Regions from separate parts of the Homo sapiens genome. Here region 2 is linked to region 1. Evidence: chromatin contacts called from ENCODE Hi-C data. All regions are on one chromosome and are shown on one strand. Each heading gives the region's core, a stretch centred on a gene start or an enhancer-like site at or near the end of the contact. The rest is flanking DNA. Distances are from core to core; before and after follow the strand shown.

What was found. A loop is a pair of places that touch in the nucleus more often than their neighbours do. Pooled maps may share reads with other maps.
Region 2: a loop to region 1 is called in a pooled map, with 4 times the contacts of the local background. The contact joins the enhancer-like site here to the promoter of OSGIN1 in region 1. A Hi-C loop is called at or near these places in 1 of 168 maps with a recorded cell type or tissue (GM12878), 1 of 37 single-sample maps with no recorded cell type and 5 of 50 pooled maps.

What each region holds. Positions count from the first base shown.
Region 1 is chr16:83,949,187-83,955,794 of GRCh38, reverse strand. It overlaps OSGIN1 (oxidative stress induced growth inhibitor 1), which reads right to left and starts at 2,555. Exons shown (of 6, transcript NM_182981.3): 1 at 2,425-2,555. RefSeq lists an enhancer at 973-1,742 and a silencer at 2,231-2,280.
Region 2 is chr16:84,589,018-84,595,625 of GRCh38, reverse strand. It overlaps COTL1 (coactosin like F-actin binding protein 1), which reads left to right. Exons shown (of 4, transcript NM_021149.5): 3 at 5,364-5,521. Among named protein-coding and RNA genes, the nearest start is that of COTL1, 26 kb to the left of the region's middle. RefSeq lists enhancers at 1,435-1,734, 4,800-5,299. Within about 2 kb of position 1,250, at least 18 of the 41 ENCODE cell types and tissues checked have a DNase peak (open chromatin) inside an H3K27ac peak, as active enhancers do; they include GM12878, where a contact is called at or near this core.

The DNA.
Region 1 (6,608 bases), core at 1,306-3,805:
TCTTCATGCTCAGCTCCCTACAAGACCCCAGGCTGCCTGCCTTGAGGGGGAGATTTCAGGGGGACGCTGCCACCAATTATAATAGTAGTAGTAGTTACAAGAACAACAAAGACAGCATGTGGCTGACATTTCCATACTTCTGTGGAGTGGGCTGGGTGCCAGGCATGATCTCAACACTTAATACACGTTAACAAATTGAATCCTTATTTAATCGGGTTGTTGTAAGTACTCTGAGGGCCAGAGCGTTTCTCACCGCCCTTTATAGTTTGCAAGGTGGTTGAACCAGCTCTTGCAGGCTGGGCTGGATCAGAGCCCAGGCCGCCCTGCTCCAGAGCCTTCTCTGTGCCCCAAGTGCTGTGAGAGGTCCTGCTGAGACCCCTCTGCCGGGTGGAACGTGCAGTGTCCGTTCCAGGGTCCCCCACTTCTCTGTCGCAGCGCTAGTGGCAGGCGGGGAGGCAGAGGGACAGCTGAGGACCTGGTGTTCTGGCTGGGAAGGGATCATTTCTCATTGACTCTGGGTGCTGAGTATACCCAGAGGCCTTGGAGAACAGGACTACGGGTCTCAGAGTGCTTTCTCTGGCTTGCTCCTGATACCCTCGAATGGCTCTGGGCCCCTCAGTCCTCATCATGGTCCCCGGGAACAGCAGCCACTGGGGAGCATGGGACCTCCTGGTAAAGGGCTTCCCCGCATCACCTCCTTTGATCCTCCTAGCAACCCACTTTGCAGATGAGGAGACTAAGGCTAGGAGAGGTGAAGCCGTGCCCTGAGGCTACAGAGCCGGTGGGCGATGGAACTGATATTTGATCCCCGTGGGCTGACACCCCCAGGCACCCCAGCCCCTTCACCAAACGAGTGAGCCAACCTGCTCCATCTGCCCCAGTGCGCCCACCCTGGGCCATGCCCTGCCCCTCCTTTGTTCTTTCAGATTTTCCCACCACCCCAAGAAGGGCATTTGCAGGAGCCCCTGCTGGCCAATGAGGAATCAGAACTGGCTGCCCCTTCCCACCCTTTGCAGGCAGCAGAGGACACTGGTTTACCACCAGGGCTTTGGGGCTCCAAGTCCAGGGCTCCCTCCTGGGACTGTCCTCAGGCTCTTGAACAGAAGCTTCTGGATGCCACATACATGAGGTCACCACCCAGGGGCTGGACCTGAGAAGTCACTTCCCGTTCAGAGTGACACAGGACGCCCCAAAGTCCGAAGCAGCTTGACGCTGTCACTCATAACCTCGGACAAATATGCTGCCAACTTACAAAAGAGAGTTCAAAAGTTTCATTTCAATTCCTTTTGTGCTTTTTAGTTTTACGGAGTTGGAAGAATCAATTTTTAATGTTATCTTTTTAAGTCCCTTTAATTGAAGATGGCAGATGTTGATGGAAAGAAGTTAACATTAAAAATTGATGTTTCAAATTTCACAAAGGCAAACAGGATAAAAGAAATGAAAACAGTTGCACCTTCGACTGACGTTTCTTTCAAGTGTGCGGCATTTGTACTTCTGAGGTTGTTAAAGCTGCAAACTGCTCTGAGACTCTGGGACACCTGTATGTCTGCGTTTCTTTGGCACCTCTAGTGGCCATTTACTCCTTTGCCTTTGAAGACACCCCAGGAGGTGGGTGTTCTTATCCCCATTGTGCAGAGGAAGAAAAGCTGGTCAGGAGGAGTGGGCGTCTTGCCCCAGGTCACCTAGGAGGGTCCAAGACCACGGCCATGTGACAAATCTTAGTTCTGCCAAGTCCCCTCCAGTAAAACAGCTGATTACAGGGAGACCAAGAAAGTGACACGAAGCCCTGGGGGCGCTAAAGTGTGAGGGGGTGGTCTGTCCACGCAAGCGGCACTTGCCATTTATCACAGACGAGCCCTCGCCCCAGTGCCGCACACCTGGAGCCCAGGGTCTCCTGCAGCTCCCCAGCCTCCCAGGGGCCGCCCTCCCAACCCGCCGCACTCTTGAGCCTCCTGAGAGAAGCTAAGTCGCTGGGACCTCCAGGGATGGGGGCTGTTCATGGGCACCCAAGGGCTCTGTCCCTCCTGAGCAGGAGAAGCAGAAACCCAGAAGGCACCCAGCCTGGCTGCCGACCCAGTGGCCTTGGAACAGCTGGGCAGTAAGCCCGGGCTGGCCACACCCCTCTTTCCTGCTAGGAGCGGCGGTCACATGGCCCAGGGTACGCTGGGACTGTGGCCGCTTCAGCTGCTTGGCTGAGGGTACCAGGCACCTGGACAGGGACACAGCTGAGGATCTGGGAGGAACCTGGTGTAGGGGAGAATCCTGCCGGGCTCCAGAGAACCCAGGCGAGGGCCTCCACTCAGGACCACCCGGGACCCCCGCCTGGCGCCAGGGCTCTGCAGACCCTCCGGTCCAGCTGGGCTTGCCACGGGTGCCTGGGATGTGCCTGATTCCCTGCCCCGGAACCTGGCCCCGGACACTCACCTGACAGGCAGTGGTGCAGGAGCCCAGTGAGCCCGGCCAAGTTGTGCACTAGGAGGGTCAGGGGAACACGGATCACAGAGTCCCCCGCGAGATCGGGACACCCATTACCCTGTGGGGATCCAAGAGGCTCTGAGAGGCCAGAGGGAAGTGAGGGTATTTCACGGGGAGGGAGGAGGCGGCGCAGGCAGTGGGCGGGGCCAGGAAAATCACTTTCATAAGCGTGAGTCAGCAGGGGCCCGTGATGAATGAACTTGCACACTGGGCGGGTGTCACGCTGCCTGCCTCATGGCCAGCCTTAAAGGGCCCCTGCTGGGCGGCCTGCCAGGGGGCCTAGGGTGGCGCTCCCTCCCAGCCACCTCCCCCTAGCCAGACCCCCATCCCTGGGGCTCAGTCTCTGGAGGAGGAACCAGTGACCTCTGAATGAGCCAGCCTGGCCTTTGCCATAAGCGAAGAGGAGATGGCTTTGTCCCGCACACAGTTAAAATAACAGTACCTTTAAGTGGCGAAACCCCGTCCAGTTCCCGCATTCCACCTGGATTTCACTGCACCCTCCAATCCCCAAAAGCCCTCTGGCACCAGCCTGCCTGGGCTGCGAATCCAGCTTTGCCATTTCCCAGCTGCAGGGCTCTGGCAAGCTGCCTTAGGGCCCGCACCTCAGTTTCCTCATCTGAAAACTGGGGCCAAGTCACAGATTGTCTCTACCAGAGTGGCCGTGAGGGTTTACATGACATCCTTCTTGTCTGCCATGCTTAGAACTTGAAGCCTGCTCCCAGGCTCTTCTCTCCTGTTTTATGTGGGTAGCACTGCACACCCCACACCTTGCTGTTTCTTAATTATTATTATTTTGAGAAGGAGTTTCGCTCTTGTTTCCCAGGCTGGGGTGCAATGGCGCGATCTCGGTTCACTGCAACCTACGCCTCCCGGGCTCAAGTGATTCCCCTGCCTCAGCCTCCTGAGTAGCTGAGATTACAGGCATGTGCCACCACGCCCGGCTAATTTTGTATTTTTGGTAGAGATAGGGTTTCACCATGTTGGCAAGGCTGGTCTCGAACTCCCGACCTCAGATGATCCGCCCGCCTCAGCCTTCCAAAGTGCTGGGATTACAGGCGTGAGATGCCACACCTGGCCTATTTCTGAATTATTTTATTGTCTCTCTTCCCAAACCAGAATGTGAGCTCTGTGTGGGCAGGGAAGTATATTCGTGACTGCTCTACACAGTGTCTAGAACAGCGCTTAGGACACATAGGCACTCAACATCGGTTAAACAGAAGGGAGGCAGGGAGGGAGGGAAGCAGGGGGGGAAGGAGGGAGGAAGGCAGGGAGGGAGGGAAGTAGGGAGGGAAGGAGGGAGGAAAGCAGGGAGGGAAGGAGGGAGGGAAGGAAGGAGGTAGGGAGGGAAGCAGGGGGGGAAGGAGGGAGGAAGGCAGGGAGGGAGGGAAGTAGGGAGGGAAGGAGGGAGGAAAGCAGGGAGAGAAGGAGGAAGGAGGAAGGGAAGAGGGAGGGAAAGAGGGAGGAAGGGAAAGAGGGAGGAAGGCAGGGAGGGAGGGAAGGAGGGATGGAAGGAGGGAGGAAGGCAGGAAGGGAAGGAGGGAGGGAGGGAAGGAGGGTGGAAGGCAGGGAGGGAGGGAGGGAGCTGCCGCGGTGCACACATGACCTCAGTGTCCATTCGCTGTTGTTTTCAGTGTTGATGTTGTTGTCGCCCGCCCTCGTCCTCCTGTCTGCCACCCTCGAGGGGCGGGGGATGGGGGTGCACCTTTGAGTGCAAACTTTAAGAGGGAACCAAAACCAGTAAACAAAATAATATTTTGAGGCAATTAAAAAAAATCTAAATGAATGCAAAAAAGCCAGGATAAACCCAGACAGGTTCCAGAGCAGTGCCTTGGGGCTGATGGGAAGAGGAGAACCAGGACTTCCGATGCCGTCTGTGTTTATAATAAAAGTTTGATATTTTTTCCATTCTGGATTTTTTTTCATGAATTTTGATGTGTAAGAACACTGCATGGACACAGTATGTATTCTGGTGATGGGAGTGCTTTGCTGCCCCTAAAATTTTGTGCCTGAGGTGATGCCTCCCCCTCCTCACCCTCGTCCTGGCCCTGGTGGCCACAGCCCTGCCCTGGAGTCAGGCACATCCTGGAAGCCACAGCCCAGGGTACCGGAGCATCTGCCAGCAGGGGCTGGGGCTGGGGCTGGGGCTGGTTCCTGGTAGAAAACAACTCTGATGAGGTGAGAGTAGCAGGAACCTACAGAGGGCGAGAGAGAGAGAGAGGGAATGAGGATGTGTGTGCATGTGTATGTGTGCACATGTGCTCATGTGTGCATGTGTGTGTACGTGTGCCAGTATGTATGTGCATGTGTGCACATGTGCTCACGTGTGCATGTGTGTGTACGTGTGTGCCAGTATGTATGTGCATGTGTGCACATGTGCTCACGTGTGCATGTGTGTGTACGTGTGCCAGTATGTATGTGCATGTGTGCACATGTGCTCACGTGTGCATGTGTGTGTACGTGTGTGCCAGTATGTATGTGCATGTGTGCACATGTGCTCATGTGTGCATGTGTGTACGTGTGCCAGTATGTATGTGCATGTGTGCACATGTGCTCATGTGTGCATGTGTGTGTACGTGTGCCAGTATGTATGTGCATGTGTGCACATGTGCTCACGTGTGCATGTGTGTGTACGTGTGTGCTAGTATGTATGTGCATGTGTGCACATGTGCTCATGTGTGCATGTGTGTGCATGTGTGCACATGTGCTCATGTGTGCGTGTGTGTACGTGTGCCGGTATGTATGTGCATGTGTGCACATGTGCTCATGTGTGCATGTGTGTGTACGTGTGTGCCAGTGTGTATGTGCATGTGTGCACATGTGCTCATGTGTGCATGTGTGTGTACGTGTGTGCCAGTATGTATGTGCATGTGTGCACATGTGCTCATGTGTGCATGTGTGTGTACGTGTGTGCCAGTGTGTATGTGCATGTGTGCACATGTGCTCATGTGTGCATGTGTGTGTACGTGTGTGCCAGTATGTATGTGCATGTGTGCACATGTGCTCACGTGTGCATGTGTGTGTACGTGTGTGCTGGTATGTATGCGCATGTCTGTGTGTGCGTATCTGCCAGTGCTGGCAGTAAGGGAGGGCCTGATAGCTGGGGGTAAGGGTTTAGGGAGCACAATGAGAAGCTGGGGTGAAAAAGGCTTAGGGAAGAGGTTAGGCACAGCTGGGGCCATGTGCACAGAGAGCCTGGAGGGCTGGGGAGGGAGCCGGGACTGAGCTGCGTCTCTCCTTCCCCTCCTCTGCTTCCCTGGGTGACCTGTGCTCAGGGCCCTGTGATCAGAAGAGCCCGGAGTTTGGTTTAATGCTCTGCTGCCACTGCCTTAAAATTGTTAATTTTGACATGAATATCCTGAATTTCCATTTAGTACTAGGCCCCCAAAATCACGTGATGCGTCCAGCCTGGGGCTGCACCCTGCATGAGGCTGGGTAGGTGGGAGCTGTCTGTGGGTTCAGCCCTGGCAGGCTGGGTAGGCTTTGACGAGGCATGGCCCCTCAGTCTCAGTTTTACCCAGGGGAAATGGGCCCTCGTATTCCTTTCCTCCCGGGGCCCTCAGGAGCAGTGCCCCACATGGTGGAGGGGCAGCAGGAAGCCCCTTGCTCTGAGCCTCAGCTCCTGGCCAGTGTCTAGCCCCACCTCAGGTGTGCTGTGTGACCTGGGGGGGGAAGCCTCCCTCTCTGGGCTTCTGTTCCAGCTGTGGCCTTGTGACCAACACTCTGACGCTCTGAATGTGCAGCTCCAACACACCAGGACCTAGACAGGGCTTTTGAACATGAGGGCAGGGAGGGATGCAGCTGCCGCCGACGTACCTCTTGTCTGCACTGCATATTTCCCCGGCAGCAGCCTCTCGGTCTCCACTTCCCCATCCCACGGTGCCTGGTCTGTGGCTTCCCAGTGGTTTTGAATGTGTAAACTGAGGCAGAGAGAGACAGGCACCCAGGATCAGAGACCCCCCACCCTGGAGTGCTCAACTCCTTAAGGCTGGGGCTTGAGAAGGCCTGAGGCTGGGGGTCTTGGGGGTCTGGAGGGGAGACCCAGGAAGGAGGTGGGCTTCCCTGGACCCTGTCTCTTCTCCTGGGCTTGGCCTGGCCTTCCTCCAAACCTGCCCTGCCCCTGCTGACCCTGACCT
Region 2 (6,608 bases), core at 1-2,500, 640 kb before region 1:
AGGGAGCCTAGGGCTCCCCACTGCTGATGTGGGGCTGTGACTGCCACTGGGGTTTGTGGACCCAATTTGTTCAGAAGAGGGAAAGTAACTAAACCAGGGATGAAGAACTAGCGATTCCCCTTCCACTGCCCAGTGTGAGGTCAAAAGGGACCGAGAACCTCCTTCAGGGTGAGCAGGGTTGGGGAGAGGCCTCCAGTCTGCCGGGCAGCTGCAAAAACGGTGCGCAGACCAACAGGTTTTCCGTCTCCGACTCAGCTGACCCGTCACTGTCGTGCCAGATCTCTAGCAGCAAACATTTGTAAGCATAACGTGACTCGGATTTTCAAAAACAGGCCTGTCAGCAATCTTGTTGACCAAACCATTGTCGGATAAGCACGCAGCAGTCACCTAGCAAACCACGTCCCTCTTTACCCCGCTCCCCCACGATCATTTAAATGACATCAGGCTGTGGTTCTGGAAGGTTCCCAGTGTCCTTGGGGTTGTGGGTGTAACTTACTTATTGTACATCTATCTTGTGCCAGGCCCTGGGCTGGTACTTGGGACACAGGGACAATGCCTGTGGTTCTTCAACAAGAATCTGTGACCCTCCGGGGGCAAAGGGTGTTGCCCAAGGTAGACCTGGGGAGGTCTGAAAGAGGGGAAGGGTGGATGTGGAGGGTTGGAGGTGCGCAGAGCATGGCCGGCATGTGGAGGCACTTGGCAGCCAGCAGAGAGGGCAGACGCTGGAAAAGCCATGGAGCTCCGCAGAGGAGCCAGCCAGAGCCGTGGGAGGGGGCGACACTGAGAAGAGAGAGAGGCTGGGAGAGCTGGCTCAGCCCGAAGCCTTGGCCATGGGCTGAACACATGGTTGAGGTCCCCAAAAACTGCGTTGGCCCAAAGCAGGGCTGGTAACTTACCTCCATGGAGGCTTGGGCCAGGGATGGGTAGTTTGGATCCAAGTCCGGGCTGACCAATGTGGAAATGGGAACCCGAGAGCGGTTACCATGGAAACACACTCACCGTGTTCTTTTGCTTGTGAAATGCAGTCGGAGGCGGATGTTCAGCCCCTCCTCCCCCTCAGGTCAAGGCTGCCATTTAATTAAGCACTTTGGTGTTGATGCTCTGACGACACTCCTCAAAACAGAGCCCTGGCTTCCCAGACACCACGGGGACTGCTGAGAAATGCTCTCGAGCTAAAGCGCTGCTCCCCCACACTCCAAGTCTGCACCAGCCGCCTGTGGCTGCGCACTTTGCACCTTACAAGTGAGGAACTGCCATCTCTTGCACCAGTCTCGTTTCCTGTGCGCTGTGGCCACCTGGCAGCCCCGCCCTGTGTCAGGAGCTTTAGGTTGGAGGTTCCACCCTGATGGGCTAGGTGGGTTTTGTAGCTTTCACTTTCAGTCATCATGGTCAACTGATAAGGGAGGCGTGAAATCACCCCATTTTGGAAGGATCCCAAATGTCTATCAACTGATGCACTGATAAGCAAAATGTGCTCTCTCCATGCAATGGAGTGCTGTTCAGCCATAAAAGGAATGAAGTGGTGACCCGCACATGCGGCAGCAGGGATGATCCTTGGAGATGTGACGCTGAGTGAAAGCCAGACCGCAGAGGCCACATAGCATATGAGTCCATTTCAATGAAATGTCCAGCACAGGCCAATCCATAGAGACAGAAAGTGGAAGAGTGGCTGCCAGGGCCTGGGGGAATGGGGTGGAGAATGGGGAGTGACTGTTCTTGAGGACGGGAGTTCTCGTTGGAGTGGTGAAATTAGATAGTAGCGATGATGGCACAACATTGTGAGTGTCCTTAAAGCCACTGAATTGGATGCTTTAAAGTGGTTAAAATGGCCGGGCGCGGTGGCTCACGCTTGTAATCCCAGCACTTTGGGAGGCCGAGGTGGGCGGATCACGAGGTCAGGAGATCAAGACCACGGTGAAACCCCGTCTCTACTAAAAATACAAAAAATTAGCCGGGCGTGGTGGCGGGCGCCTGTAGTCCCAGCTACTCGGGGGGCTGAGGCAGGAGAATGGTGTGAACCCGGGAGGCGGAGCTTGCAGTGAGCCGAGATCGCGCCACTGCACTCCAGCCTGGGCGACGGAGCGAGACTCCCTTCTCAAAAAAAAAAAAAGTGGTTAAAATGGTGAATTTTGTTATGTGACTTTTATCTCAATAAAGAAAAGAACGTGTTTTACAGGTGAGGCAGCCCAGGCTGATGTTTGGGAATTCAGGCACAGTCCCCGGGGCATGGGAGGTGGGGCCCTCACCCCTCGGGGTCTCCTGTGCCCTGGACTCCTCTGTCCTCACCTTCTCACATCCAGTTGGTCACCAGGCCCTGTGGATTCACCTGCGCAGTGTCCCTGAGACCATCCTTCCTTCTATCCCTGCTGCGTTGTTACCTACTGACCCCCAGATAGCCATGGCCTGGTGGGGCATTTCCCTGGAGAAAGGGGGCTGAGCACACACACCCAAGGTGTCCAGGCCCTTGGCTCTGGCCTCGTGTTGAGAGTCTGGCCACATCACGTGGCCTCTGAGCCTCCAGCCCTTATCAATGAAGGTGATTTGGATGTTGATGATGAAAGTGGCCATGACGTCTCTACCTCATCTGCCTCCCAGCGTTGTTACAAAGACCAAATGAGATGAAATAGAAGCATGTTTTGTAAACTGAAAAGTGGTGTGCCAATGTGAGTGGTGATGACGATCAGTTTCCTTTAAGAAGTAAGTGTTGTGGAGTCCCTGACCCTGGACTGCAGCTAGGATCACGCATTCATGGTCTGCTGAGAGCTGCGTGTTCCTTAGCTCCCGGGGACAAATGGATGACCCGTTAGACCACCCGGCTTCTTGTTGAAGGCGAACGTGCTGGTTACCCCCTCCGGTTTTGAGATAATCACCAGGAAGTGAGCTTGTCAGCTGCAGGCCAGTATCTCCTGTAGACAGGTGGTTTGTGTCCTTGGGTCTTGGTGCTAACCTACATGCTTCGTGCGGGACTCTGCAGGGACGTACTTAGATTCTAGGAAGAAACGCAGATTGATTTTTTTTTTTTTTTTTAACTCAGTGTGATCCTTTGACCAGTAGCATCAGCATCACTGGGAAGCTTCTTAGAAGCGTAGACCCCAGAGCTGTTTAATCAGAAGCTGCGTTTAAGATTTCCCCAGTGATTCAAATCCACACAATGTTTGAGAAGCAAACATATCGCTCTACGATATCATTAGGTGCCTGAGAAACCCTCACACCAGCAACTAAACGCCCTGAGAGAGCATCAGTTTATGCAAGTGGCTAATACAAGGTGAATGACTCCAAACCAGTGGCATCCCTATGTGCCAGCAACCACCACTTAGGAATTGTAATGAGATCTTGGTGATAATGGCAGTTAAAATATGAACTGTTTGTGAAGTAAGCTGAATAAGGATATGTGATCCCCTCAAGAGGCACAGAACTTTGTTGGAAAACACAAAAGGGGTCCCAATTAAATGGGGACACCAACGGTTTACAGCAGAGGTTCTCAACTGGGGGTGTTCTGCCCCCTTTGGAGGACATCTGCAATGTATGGAGGCATTTTTGTTTGTCATAACTGGTGGGGCCAGGTGAGGGGTGCTGCTCAGCACCCTGCAATTTACGGGATGGTTCCTACCAGAGAGAATGATCTGGCCCCAGATGCCAGTTGAGCTGATGTTGAACAATTTTGGTTTATCCTAGTGGGGTACACATGCACCCGCATGCACACGCACACACATGCAATGCACACATACACATGCACGCACATATTTTTATTTTATTTTATTTTATTTTATTTTATTTTATTTTATTTTATTTTATTTTATTTGAGACAGGGTCTCAGTTGGCCACCCAGGCTGGAGTACAGTGGCGTAATCTCTACTCAACTGCAGTCTCAACCTCCTGGGCTCAAGTGATCCTCCCACCTTAGCCTCCCTGGTAGCTGGGACTACAGGTGCCTGCCACCGTGCCCAGCTAATTTTTTGGTTTTTTTTTTTTTTTTTTTTTTTTTTTTTTTAGAGAGGTGATTTCTCCATGTTGCCCAGGTTGGTCTCAAGCTCTTGGGCTGAAGTGATCCTCCCACCTTTGCCTCCCAAAGTGCTGGGATTACAGGGGTGAGCCACCATACCTGGCCAATACACACATCACTTTAAAAATTCAAAAAATCAGGCTGGGCGCGGTGGCTCACGCCTGTAATCCCAGCACTTTGGGAGGCTGAGGCGGGTGGAATACAAGGTCAGGAGATCAAGATTCATCCTGGCTAACACAGTGAAACCCCATCTCTACTAAAAATACAAAAAATTAGCCAGGTGTGGTGGTGGGCGCCTGTAGTCCCAGCTACTCGGGAGGCTGAGGCAGGAGAATGGTGTGAACCCTAGAGGCCAAGCTTGCAGTGAGTCGAGATCGCGCCACTGCACTTCAGCCTGGGCGACAGAGCGAGACTCTGTCTCAAAAAAAAAAAAAAAAATTCCAGAATATCAAATGATATTTTGATAATACAGAGCAGTGGAGGGTGGGGGAACTTAGCATAGTGGATTGTGAAACAAATTTTAAAGTCATGATAATAAAAACAGTGTGGCATTGAAATAAAACTTAATGTGGATCAATGGAACAAAATAGCCCTCAAAGCCATTTTAATAAAAATGACTATATAAGATAGAACAAGCATAACACAGCCAATGGAAATGTGTTCAGAATTCATTGTTGACCTAATTGCCCTAGTCATAAGTGAAATATCCTCGGAGCCATATCCCGGGCCAAATTAAGAGCCATTTTCTTTGTTTCCTCTTCATACCCAGCACCCCCCTTGCCCCTCCTGTCTCTCTACAGTGTAGAGTCTCATTCCAAACTGCAAAGATTGAGGCAAAAAGAGTTGATGAATTTCTGGTCTACAAAGAGGATGAATTTCTGGTCCCTAAATAAGATCCATAATTTGAGCCTTTTTAAATTTTTATTTTTAAATTTTTTTTGGCTGGGCCCTGGCACTGCTGGCGGCACCCACATCTGTGCAATGGGCCCACCCAGACTTTGAGCCTTGATTGTAGGAAGGCTGTAGGCGTTGCAGCCAGAAAGGCCTGGGTTTAAATCCCAGCATGACCTTGAATTCCCTCACAACCTTGAAAGTGCCATGTGACTTCTCTGAATCTCCATTTCCCATCTGTGAAATGGGCATGAAGCCTGCAGCACTGTTGCCAGGATTCAGGGGAGTGTGACAAGGGCAGCGGATGAGTGCTTCCCTCCTGTCCTCTGCACATGGTGCTCCCAGGGAACTGCACCGGTCTCCTGCTGTGCTGCTCCAGGCGCACTCGTGGCTCACAGCCTCTCCCCAGGGACATGACATGGGGGTGTTTTAACGCAGCACCATGTTCTCTTTTCGCTTTTGGCCACAGATGACGTCCGGTTGTTTGCCTTCGTGCGCTTCACCACCGGGGATGCCATGAGCAAGAGGTCCAAGTTTGCCCTCATCACGTGGATCGGTGAGAACGTCAGCGGGCTGCAGCGCGCCAAAACCGGGACGGACAAGACCCTGGTGAAGGAGGTCGTACAGGTACTGAGTTCCTCCAGAGTCTGGAGGTCAAAGCTCGCCAAGGGTCACCATCCTGCAAGGAGGGAGAGGGCTGGGTTCGACTCCTGGGTCTGTAGCTTAGCTGTGACTTGGGACAAGCCATGCTATGTCTCTGCACCAGTAAAGCCATTGGTGAAATGTCACCAGAATTGTTTCAGGATGCTGGCTAGGAGGAGTTAACTGTGTTTACGATCCCACCTATCCCATAACAGAAGCTTGGCAGCTGGGTGCCTGCCTCCGTGGGTGGGGCAGGTTGCTTGCTTCTAGAGACGGGAACTGGTGGGGGGACCAGAATAGCGGCCACTACCCTGTGGTGTCCTGGCTGACTGTCGGCGGTGGTCGCAAGGATCCCGTGGGAGAATTCATTTGTACCCTCTCTGAACAGTGCCTACTTTAAGTCTTTTCCATTCTGGCCATTAAAGAAAATGGACATTTGCAATGTCAGAAACTTCCAAGGTTGTTCACTTGGGGTACGGGTAACACGGTCATGTTGAGAAAAGAAAATCTGAACTCCAAAAGGTAACCCCGGGGTAGGGTAGATGAGGGAGAGAGGTCTTTCCCTACTAAAGGGATCTCCATTTCGCAAAAGGATTTCTCACAACCCATGAAGTAGGGAATCTCTCCCTCTTACTGCGCCTTTAAACTGTTGTTCAGGTGACCAGAAACAGTGTGTTACACGTCCCTTCAGCAGCTTGTCTGTTACAGAGGGCGGGGGGTACCACTGCCCATCCTCCACCATGCACATTATTTTAAAGATTCAAAGCAATGTAATTGGTCCATGATAAAACAAACGTTTAAAAACAATAGACTCAGCTGGGTGCGGTGGCTCACGCCTGTAAATCACAGCACTTTGGAAGGCTGAGGTGGGAGGATTGCTTGGCTAAGGAGTCTGAGACCAACCTGGGCAACATAGTGAGACCCCATCTCTACAAAACATAACAAAATAAAATGAGCCAGGCATGGTGGCACATGGCTGTAGTCCCAGCTACTTGGGAGGCTGAGGCGGGAGGTTCGCTGGAAACCAGGAGGTCAAGGGTGCAGTGAGCCATGATCGCACCACTGCACTCCA